Regions from separate parts of the Homo sapiens genome. Here region 1 is linked to region 2. Evidence: read pairs that join two places in POLR2A ChIA-PET (ENCODE). Cell type or tissue: GM12878. All regions are shown on one strand.

Evidence for each region. Peaks named below come from ENCODE experiments on the same cell type or tissue, not always from the same donor. Only the 100,000 strongest peaks of a DNase experiment are listed, where the experiment ranks them.
Region 1: POLR2A ChIA-PET joins it to region 2 with 9 read pairs; 2 of 35 experiments call an interaction of 5 or more read pairs at or near these places.

The regions. Positions count from the first base shown.
Region 1 is chr19:11,184,078-11,189,077 of GRCh38, forward strand. All of the region lies in intron 4 of KANK2 (KN motif and ankyrin repeat domains 2), which reads right to left. Among named protein-coding and RNA genes, the nearest start is that of KANK2, 11 kb to the right of the region's middle. In GM12878, no CTCF peak of the experiment used is centred here; no DNase peak of the experiment used is centred here.
Region 2 is chr19:11,277,690-11,282,689 of GRCh38, forward strand. No RefSeq gene overlaps it. Among named protein-coding and RNA genes, the nearest start is that of TSPAN16, 16 kb to the right of the region's middle. In GM12878, no CTCF peak of the experiment used is centred here; a DNase peak (open chromatin) is centred at 2,332; H3K27ac peaks cover 308 bases.

The DNA of each region.
Region 1 (5,000 bases), 94 kb before region 2:
TCAAAATGAAGACTTCTGGCCAGGCATGGTGGCTCATGCCTGTAATCCCAACACTTTGGGAGGCCAAGGTGGGCGGATCACTTGAGTCAGGAGTTCGAGATCAGCCTGGCCAACATGGTGAAACCCAGTCTCTACTGATAATACAAAAATTAGCAGAGTATGCTGGCAGGCACCTGTAATCCCAGCTACTCGGGAGGATGAGGCAGGAGAATTGCTTGAACCTGGGAGGCAGAGGTTGCAGTGAGCCGAGATCGTGCCACTGCACTCCAGCCTGGATGACAGAGCGAAACTCTGTCTCAAAAACAAAAACAAAAACAAAAATGAAGACCTCTGAGATCCTCATGGGTGCGGTGGGGGAGTGCCGGAGTTTGGCACAGGCAAAAATTGGCAAGGGATAATCTTCTAGAACAGGGTCAACAAACCTGGGAAGGGCTAGATAGCAAACATTTTTGGTTACGTCACACATAAGGACTCGGTTGCAACTGCTCAACTGTGGCATAGTTCTAACACAAAACCAGTCACAGACAGTATGTAAGTGATTCCGCGTGGCTGTATCCAATAAGTTTGAATTTCACATAATCTTGTCATGTCAAGAAATATTTTTTTTGAGACAGGGCAAGACTCTACTTTTTTTTTAATGTGAAAAAAAAAAATCAATAAATAAACTAGAGCAGCGCCTAAATCCCATTCTGCCCCAACAGAGAAGCAGGCAGTGACTTCAGGGAACTTCTTTTTTTTCTTTTTTTTTTTTGAGATGAAGTCTCGCTCTTGTTGCCCAGGCTGGAGGGCAATGGCGTGATCTCAGCTCACTAGCAACCTCTGCCTCGCGAGGTCAAGTGATTCTCCTGCCTCAGCCTCCCGAGTAGCTGGGATTACAGGCACCCGCCATCATGCTCGGCTAATTTTTGTATTGTTGTAGAGATGGGTTTCACCATGTTGGCCAGGGTGGTCTCGACCTCCTGACCTCAGTTGAGCCACCACGCCCAGTCTACTTCAGGCAACTTCTGTTGCCCAGGCTGGAGTCCAATCATAGCTTGCTGCAGCCTCAAAATCCTGGGCTTGCCGGGCATGGTGGCTCACGCCTGTAATCCCAGCACTTTGGGGGGCCGAGGTGGGTGGATCGCTTGAGCCCAGGAGTTTGAGACCAGCCTGGGCAACATGGTGGAACCCCATCTCCACAACAACAACAACAAAATTCCTGGGCTCAAGGAATCCTCCTGCCTCAGCCTCCCAAGTAGCTGGGACTACAGCTGCACGCCACCATGCCAAACTAATTTTTAATTAGTAGAGATGGGGTGTCACTATATTGCCCAGGCTGGTCTCAAACTCCTGGCCTCAAGTGATCCTTCTGCCTTGGCCTCCCAAAGTGCTGGGATTGCAGGTGTGAGCCACTGTACTTGGCCCAAAATATATTTTTAAAATCATTCAACCATTAAAAAAAAACGTAAAAATCATTCTTAGCTGTGGGTTGTAGAAAAACAGGTTTCAGGCTGTATCTGGCCCACAGGCCGTAGTTTGCCAGTTTTGACTCTGGAAGATACCAGCAACTTCTAAAAACTGCTCAGAGAAAAAATGGAGAAAGGCTACAAGTAATTGACTTACAGAGGAACCTTATTAGGCATACACAGAGAAGCCCTATCTCTCACTGCCTATCAGAGCTATGCCAATGAAAACAATAAGGAGGGCTGAATTCCGAGGCTCGCATTTATAATCCCAGGGCTTTGGGAGGCTGAGGTGGATCACTTCAGCCCTGGAGTTCGAGACCAACCTGAACAACAGAGCAAGACCCCATCTCTACAAAAAATTACCTGAATGGGATGGCACTTGCCTTTAGTCCTAGCTACTCAGGAGGCTGAGGTGGAGGGATCACTTGAGCCCGAGAGGTTTAGGCTGCAGTGAACTGTGACTGTGCCACTGCACTCCAGCCTGGGTGACACAATGAGACCCTGTCTCAAAAAACAAACAAAACAATGAGGAGATACCATTATGTAGCAGCTGTCAGATGGATAAAAAAAATTAGAAAGACAGGGCCGGGCGTGGTAGCTCACACCTGCAATCCCAGCACTTTGGGAGGCCAAGGCGGGTGGATCACCTAAGGATGAGAGTTTGAGACCAGCCTGGCCAACATGGTGAAACCCCGTCTCTACTAAAAATACAAAAATCAGCCAGGTGTGGTGGCGGGTGCCTGTAATCCCAGCTACTAGAGATGCTGAGGCACAAGAATCGCTTGAACCTGGGAGGCGGAGGTTGCAGTGAGCCAAGATCGCGCCACCGCACTCCAGCCTGAGAAACAGAGCAAGACTCTGTCTCAACAAATAAAAAAAGAAAGAAAGAAGAGGCCAGGCGCGGTGGCTCACGCCTGTTAATTCCAGCACTTTGGGAGGCCAAGGCGGGCAGATCAACTGAGGTCAGGAGTTGGAGACGAGCCTGACCAACATGGAGAAACCCCGTCTCTGCTAAAACTACAAAATTAGTCAGGCGTGGTGGGGCGCATGCCTGTAATCTCAGCTACTCGGGAGGCTGAGGCAGGAGAATCGCTTGAACCCGGGAGGTGGAGGTTGCGGTGAGCCAAGATCACACCACTGCACTCCAGCCTGGGCAACAGGAGTGAAACTCTGTCTCAAAAAAAAAGAAGAAAAATTAGAAAGACAGATAAAGCCATATGTTGGTGAGGATATGAGAAAATGGACAACTTGAACCGGAGCACGGTGTTAGGAGTGCGGATAGGGACAGCCTTTTTTGGAAAGGATCAGACAGGACTTGGAGTGAAGTTGCAAATCCTCTAGGAATGGGCAGTCCCACAGAAGGGGTCGTGTGAAGATGACTCCAGCATTGTTCGTGGTGGCCGGAAATTAGAAGTAACCAGATACCTACTGTGAAGGGATTAGAGAAGAGGGTAGGTGGGTGGGGTGGCTCACACCTGTAATCCCAGAACTTTGGGAGGCCAAGGCGGACAGATCATGAGGTCAGGAGTTCGAGACCAGCCTGGCCAACGTGGTGAAACCCCGTCTCTACTAAAAATACAAAAATTAGCCAGGCGTGGTAGCAGGGCATCTGTAATCCCAGCTACTTGGGAGGCTGAGGCAGGAGAATTGCTTGAACCCGGGAGGCAGAGGTTACAGTGAGCTGAGATCACGCCACTGCACTCCACCCTGGGCAACAGAGCGAGATTCCATCTCAAAAGAAAAAAGGAAGAAAAAAAAGAAAATAAAAAGTGATAAATCAGATTTACAAACCTCAGTGTGGAGAGTTCAAAAATAGTGTAAGGAGAGGAAAAAATAAGAAACAGAAAGAGATTTTTTTCTGAAGCACAACACCATTTAAGGAAATGAAACACGCACAAGGCATATTTTTCAAGGACACTCAAATGTCTAAATAAGTTTCTGGAAGGTGGTTTGTAAGGAATGGGATTAGATGGGGTGGGGGTGGCACTGACGGTGGAGAGCGGAGGGTGGTGAGCTTCAGTCTGTGGGTGCTGTTTTTACATTTTTAAATGGATGGGAAAGAAGAATTTAATTTGGGACTCATGAAAAGTATGTGAAATAGAAATTTCAGGGTCCTGCAAATAAAGTTTTATTGGAACGCAGCCACGTTCGTTCATTTCCATATTGTCTACGGCTGCTTTTGCAACTGCAAAATGAAGGCCCTGAAGCACCAAATTCAAAAAGGTATACATTAAATATGTGCATTTTTTTGCATATTAAGTATACGTCAATAAAATCAGAAAAAGCTGGGCACGGTGGCACACGCCTGCAATCCCAGCTATTTAGGAGGCCGACGTGGAAGGATCACTTCAGTCCCCGAGTTCGAAACCAGCCTGGGCAACATAGTGAGACCTCATCTGGCAACATAGTGAGACCTCATCTCAATAAAAAGGATGAAAGGAATAAAAATAAAGTGGGGAGGAAAAAAGAACTGAGGCAGAGTTGAATCAATGCAATAGAGACCGTATGACCTGCAAAAGTGAAAATATTTACTGACCCTTAGCATTGAAGGTTGAAGGTGGAGGCTGAAGGTGAAAAAATAATAAGTAATACAAGAGAAGTGGTCTGCACAGGCTAACGTGGATGGTTGTCAGGAGCTGAGGAATGAGATGAACTCAGTTTTGGACTCCTGAAGGCCAAAATAATTTTTTTTTTTTTTGAGACGGAGTCTCACTCTCACTCTGTCGCCCAGGCTGGAGTGCAGCAATGCGAGCTCAGCTCACTGCAATTTCCGCCTCCCCGGTTCAAGCGATTCTCCTGTCTCAGCTTCCCAAGTAGCTGGGATTACAGGTGTGTGCCACCACACCTGGCTAATTTTTGTATTTTTAGTAGGGGTTTTTGCCATGTTGCCCAAGCTGGTCTCGAGCTCCTGACCTCAGGTGATCTGCCCACTTTGGCCTCCCAAAGTTCTGGGATTACAGGCATGAGCCACCACACCCGGCCCATGTAAATTCTTTTTTTTTTTTTTTTTAATTTAGGCTGGGTGCGGTAGCTCATTCCAGTTTGTTCAACCCCTTGATAAGCCCGAGCCTTTGCTTATCTCAGGGCCTTTGTCCCTGCTGTGCTCCTCCCTGGAACATTGTTTTTTCCACCTCTTCTGGTGACTTCTTTCATGTCTTCATTCAAAGATGCTCCTTGGAGGGTGGGTGCCGTGGCTCATGCCTGTAATCCCAGCACTTTGGGAGGCCGAGGCGGGCAGACCACAAGGTTAGGAGTTCAAGACCAGCCTGGCCAACATAGTGAAACCCCGTCTCTACTAAAAGTACAAGAAAATTAGCTGGGTGTGGTGGTGGGTGCCTGTAATCCCAGCTACTTGGAAGGTGGAGGCAAGGAGAATCGTTTGAACCCAGGAGGTGGAGGTTGCAGTGAGCGGAGATAGCGCCATTGCACACCAGCCTGGGTGGCAGTGCAAGACTCCATCTCAAAAAAAAAAAAAAATGCTCCTTTGAGAGGCTATAGGGCCAAGAGCTGACCTTGGGCACCAAGTATCAACCATGCCTGGTACCATGATGAACA
Region 2 (5,000 bases):
GCATCACTCTATCCCTAGTGCGCTGCACACAGCCTGGCACACAGTAGGTGCTCAGTAAGTGCTTTCTGAGTGAATGATTGGGAGAAGCAGAAAGTATTCCAAGGGAGGCATGGGCAATTGTTTTTTTGTGTTTTTTTGAGATGGAGTTTTGCTCTTGTTGCCCAGGGTGGAGTGCAATGGCACGATCTCTGCTCACTGCAACCTCCGCCTCCTGGGTTCAAGCAATTCTCCTGGGTTCAAGCGATTCTCCTGCATTCAAGTGATTCTCCTGCCTCAGCCTCCTGAGTAGCTGGAATTACAGGCATGCGCCACCACACTTGGATAATTTTGTATTTTAGTAGAGACGGGGTTTCTCCCTGTTGGTCAGGCTGGTCTCAAACTCCCGACCTCAGGTGATCCACATGCCTCGGCCTCCTAAAGTGCTGGGATTACAGGCGTGAGCCTCCGTGCCCAGCCAGGCAATTTTGTTAATCGCTGAATCTTCCAGTTTCCACATGCCTCCTCCTCTCTCCAACCCTTCTCGCCCTAACTTTTCCAGATTGTGCATGAAATTTCTAGATTGTGCATGAATGCCCTGCCCAGCCCTGCACATTCAGAATTCATTTGAATTGAACCTGAGAGGTGGAGGTTGTACCGAGCTGAGATGGTGCTACTGCACTCCAGCCTGGGCGACAGACCGAGACTCTGTCTCAAAAACAAACAAACAAGCAAAAACCACAAAAAACCTGTACATGAGCTGGGCAAGGCTGAGTGTGGTGGCTCACACCTGTGATCCCAGTGCCTCCAGAGGGTGAGGCGGGAGGAATGGCTTGAGGTCAGGAGTTTGAGACCAGCCTGGGCAACATAGTGAGACCCTGTCTATAAAAAAAATAAAGAATTAGCCAGGTGTAGTGGCGCATATCTGTGGTCCCTGCTACTTGGGAGGCTGACAAGGGAGGTTCGCTTGAGCCCAGGAATTTGAGGCTGCAGTGAGCTATGATTGTGCCACTGCCCTCCAGCCTGGGTGACAGAGTAAAAGACAATAGCAACAAAAACGCTGAATGAAATACAGCAAACATGCTTTTAAGTTATCAGCTAAGTTCACAAAAAAGTAAGAGAAATCTCCAAGGAACACAGAGGAGGGGAAGTTAGTGCTGAGGCGCCACATTCCTTGACCCTGTGAGATAAAGGCTGCAGTGAGCCGTGTTCACACTGCTGCACTACAGCCTGGGCAACAGAACAAGGCTCTGTCTCAAAAAAAAAAAAAGAAAAAGAGAAAAAGAAACCTCGTCTCCAAAAAAAAAAAAAAAATTAAAAATCAGCCTGTAGTCCCAGCTATTCAGGAGGCTGCGGTGGGAGGATCGCCTAATCCCAGGAGCTCCATGTTGCAGTGAGCTGTGATCAGGCCACTGTACTCCAGCCTGGGTGATAGAACAAGACTCCATCCCCTCCCCTCAAAATAAAAATAAATTGAAAAAATAAAGAACAAATTAAAACAAGGTCATTAGGATGGACCCTAATCCAAATGACCACTATCCTTATAAAATGAGGAGGTATGGGCTGGGTGCAGTGGCTCGTGCCTGTAATCCCAGCACTTTGGGAAGCTGAGGCAGGTGGATCATTTGAAGTCAAGAGTTCAAGACCAGTCTGGCCAACGTAGTGAAACCCTGTATCTACCCAAAATACAAAAATTAGCTGGGTGTGGTGGCGCATGCCTGTAATCACAGCTATTTGGGAGGCTGAGGCATGAGAACTGCTTGAACCTGGGAGGTGGAGATTGCAGTGAGCTGAGATTGTGCCACTGCAGTCCAACCTGGGGGACAGAGGAAGACTCTGTCTCAAAAAAAGAAAAAAAAAAAGAAAAGATGAGGTGATATGGACACAGAGACAAGCATTAAAGAAAGACTATGTGAAGACACAGAAACAAGGCAACTGGCTCTAAGCCAAGGAGAGAGACCTCAGAAAGAATCAACCCTGCTGACACCTTATTCTTGGACATACACCCTCCGGAACTGTGAAATGCCCTGTTTTATAAGCTTCCCTGTCTGTGGTGCTTGGTCATGACAGCCTTAGCAAACTCATACACGTCCCCTCTTCCCAACTGCTGCTTCCTGGCATCACCACCTCTCAGACAAAGTACTTGTATTAAATCCTTGTTTCAGTGGTGGCTTCCACGGAACCCAAACTAAGACAAGGCCACCCCAGGGTACAAAAGGTGGCATGGGGAAAGAAGAGAGTCTCTGGGGAGCATTGTCATGCAGAGAAAGGAAAGGAGAGGTCTTCAAGGAAGTAGAGCCAGACCTCAGTTTCAGAAGCCATTGTATTTGCTCCCAGAACCCATGAGAAAAAACTTCTGCTGTGGTGGTGGTGGTGAATCCCACAATAGGAAGCTTCTCTGTGGTTTTGAGCCACAAAAGAAAGTTGTAGCCCATTGTTTCATGGCCACAAAGGAAATGGTTTCCAGTTGGGTGATGGTTCGCTTGGGTTGCTGGGAGGATCTGACCTCAACCTTCCTGCTGCACCCTGGGCAATGGTGCATCTTCTCTTCCGGCATCTTCTCTCTCCTGTTTTTCAAGTTTACTCTTTTTTTTTTTTTTTTTTTTTTTTTTTTGATACGGAGTCTCACTCTGTCACCCGGGCTGGAGTGCTGTGGCGCGATCCTGGCTCACTGCAAGCTCCGCCTCCTGGCTTCAAGCGATTCTCATGCCTCAGCCTCCCGAGTAGCTGGGATTACAGGCATGTGCCACCATGCTCAGTGGCTAATTTTTGTATTTTTAGTAGAGACGGGGTTTCACCATGTTGGCCAGGCTGGTCTCAAACTCCTGACCTCAAGTGATCCATCTACCTCGGCTTCCCAAAGTGCTGGAATTACAAGCGTAAGCCACCACACCTGGCCCAAGTTTACTCTTTCTAAAAAGAATTTATTTGGGGTTTGCTCTGTTGCCCAGGTTGGATGCAACCTGGTGGTATGATCATAGCTCACTGTAGCCTTGAAATCCTGGATTCAAGTGATCCTCCTGCCTCAGCCTCCTGAGTAGCTGGGACTACAGGTGTCCATCACCTGACCCAGTAATTAAAATTTTTTTTTGTAGAGATGGGGTCTTGCTATGTTGCCCACACTGGTCTTGAACTCCTGGCCTCAAACAATCCTATTGCCTCCAATACATCTGGCCCAGGTTTACTCTTTTTTTTTTTAGACAGTATGTTGCTCTTGTTGCCCAGGCTGGAGTGCAGTGGCACAATCTCGGCTCACAGCAACCTCTGCCTCCTGGGTTCAAGCGATTCTCGTGCCTCACCTCAGCCTCCTGAGTAGCTGGGATTACAGGTGCGTGCCACCACCCCCAGCTAATTTTTTTGTATTTTTAATAGAGACAAGGTTTCACCATGTTGGCCAGACTGGACTCAAACTCCTGACCTGAAGTGATCCACCCGCCTCGGCCTCCCAAAGTGCTGGAATTACAGGCATGAGGCACTGCCGCTCAGCCCCCAGGTTTACTCTTTTTTTTTTTTTTTTCTTTTTTTGAGACAGAGTTTCACTCTTGTTGCCCAGGCTGGAGTGCAATGGCATGATCTCGGCTCACTGCAACCTCTGCCTCCCGGTTTCAAGCGATTCTCCTGCCTCAGCCTCCCGAGTAGCTGGGATTACAGGCATGCACCACTATGCCCTACTAATTTTGTTTTTTTTTTTTTTAGTAGAGACGAGGTTTCTCCATCTTGGTCAGGCTGGTTGTAAACTCCCAACCTCAGGTAATCCGCCCACCTTGGCCTCCCAAAGTGCTGGGATTACAGGCATGAGCTGCCGCGCCCAGCCAGGTTTACTCTTAATTTAAGGTTGAGCCCCTGGGCTGCACACTCAGCCTTGTGGATGGATGACTGGCTTTGGGCCAAGGTTTGGCTTGCAGCTTCTCCTCACTCTCAGCCTAGAGGCAAAAACTTTTCTTTCTTTTTGTTAAAAACAGCTTTACTGAGATATAGTCTACACAGTATAGAATTCACCCCTCGAAAGTGTACAATTCAATGGTTTTTCCTATATTCAGAATTGTACAACCATCACCCAGCCTATTTTGGAACACTGTCTCATCTCCTCAAAAAGCAGCTCCACAGCCTTTAGCTATCATTCCCCTATCCCCTCGTCCCTGCCGCCTCACCCCTAAGCAACTACGAATCTACTAGTCTGGACTGTCACATGAGTGCAATCATACAACATCTGTCATTTCGTGTCTGGCTTATTTCACATAGCTTAAAGTTTGTAAGATTCATCTGCAGCCTGTGTGACTGTATCATTCCTTTAAATTTTGTTTTAATTTTTAAAATTGAGATGGAATCTCCCATGTTGTCCAGGCTTGTCTTGAACTCTTCGGCTCAAACGATCCTCCTACCTCAGTCTCCCAAAGTGCTGGGATTACAGGCGTGAGCCACCGTGTCTGGACATTCATTCCTTTTTTTAATTTTTTTGAGACAGAGTCTTGCTCTGTCACCCAGGCTGGAGTGCAGTGGCGCTATCTCAGCCCACTGCAACCTCTGTCTCCTGGGTTCAAGCGATTCTCCTGCCTCAGCCTCCTGAGTAGCTGGGACTAGAGGTATGCGCCACCACGCCTGGCTAATTTTTGTGGTTTTAGTAGAGAAGGAGTTTCACCATGTTGGCCAGGCTGGTCTTGAACACCTGACCTCAGGTGATCCGCCCTCCTTTGCCTCCTAAAGTGCTGGGATTACAGGCTTGAGCCATCACGCCTGGCCGACATTCATTCCTTTTAAAGGCTGGATAATATTCCATTGTATGGATAGACCACATTTTATTTATCCGTTCATCAGTGGATGGCCCCTATGGACTATTGTTAGCGGTGCTCTTACGCCATTTGAGTTACACATTTTTGCATGGACATATGATTTCATTTCTCTTGGGTACGTATATACCTAGGAGTGGAATTGCTCGGTCATATGGTAATTCCACTTTTAATCTTTTTTTTTTTGTCCTGTAGAGGTGGATTCTCGCTGGTCTTGAACTCCTGGACTCATATGAT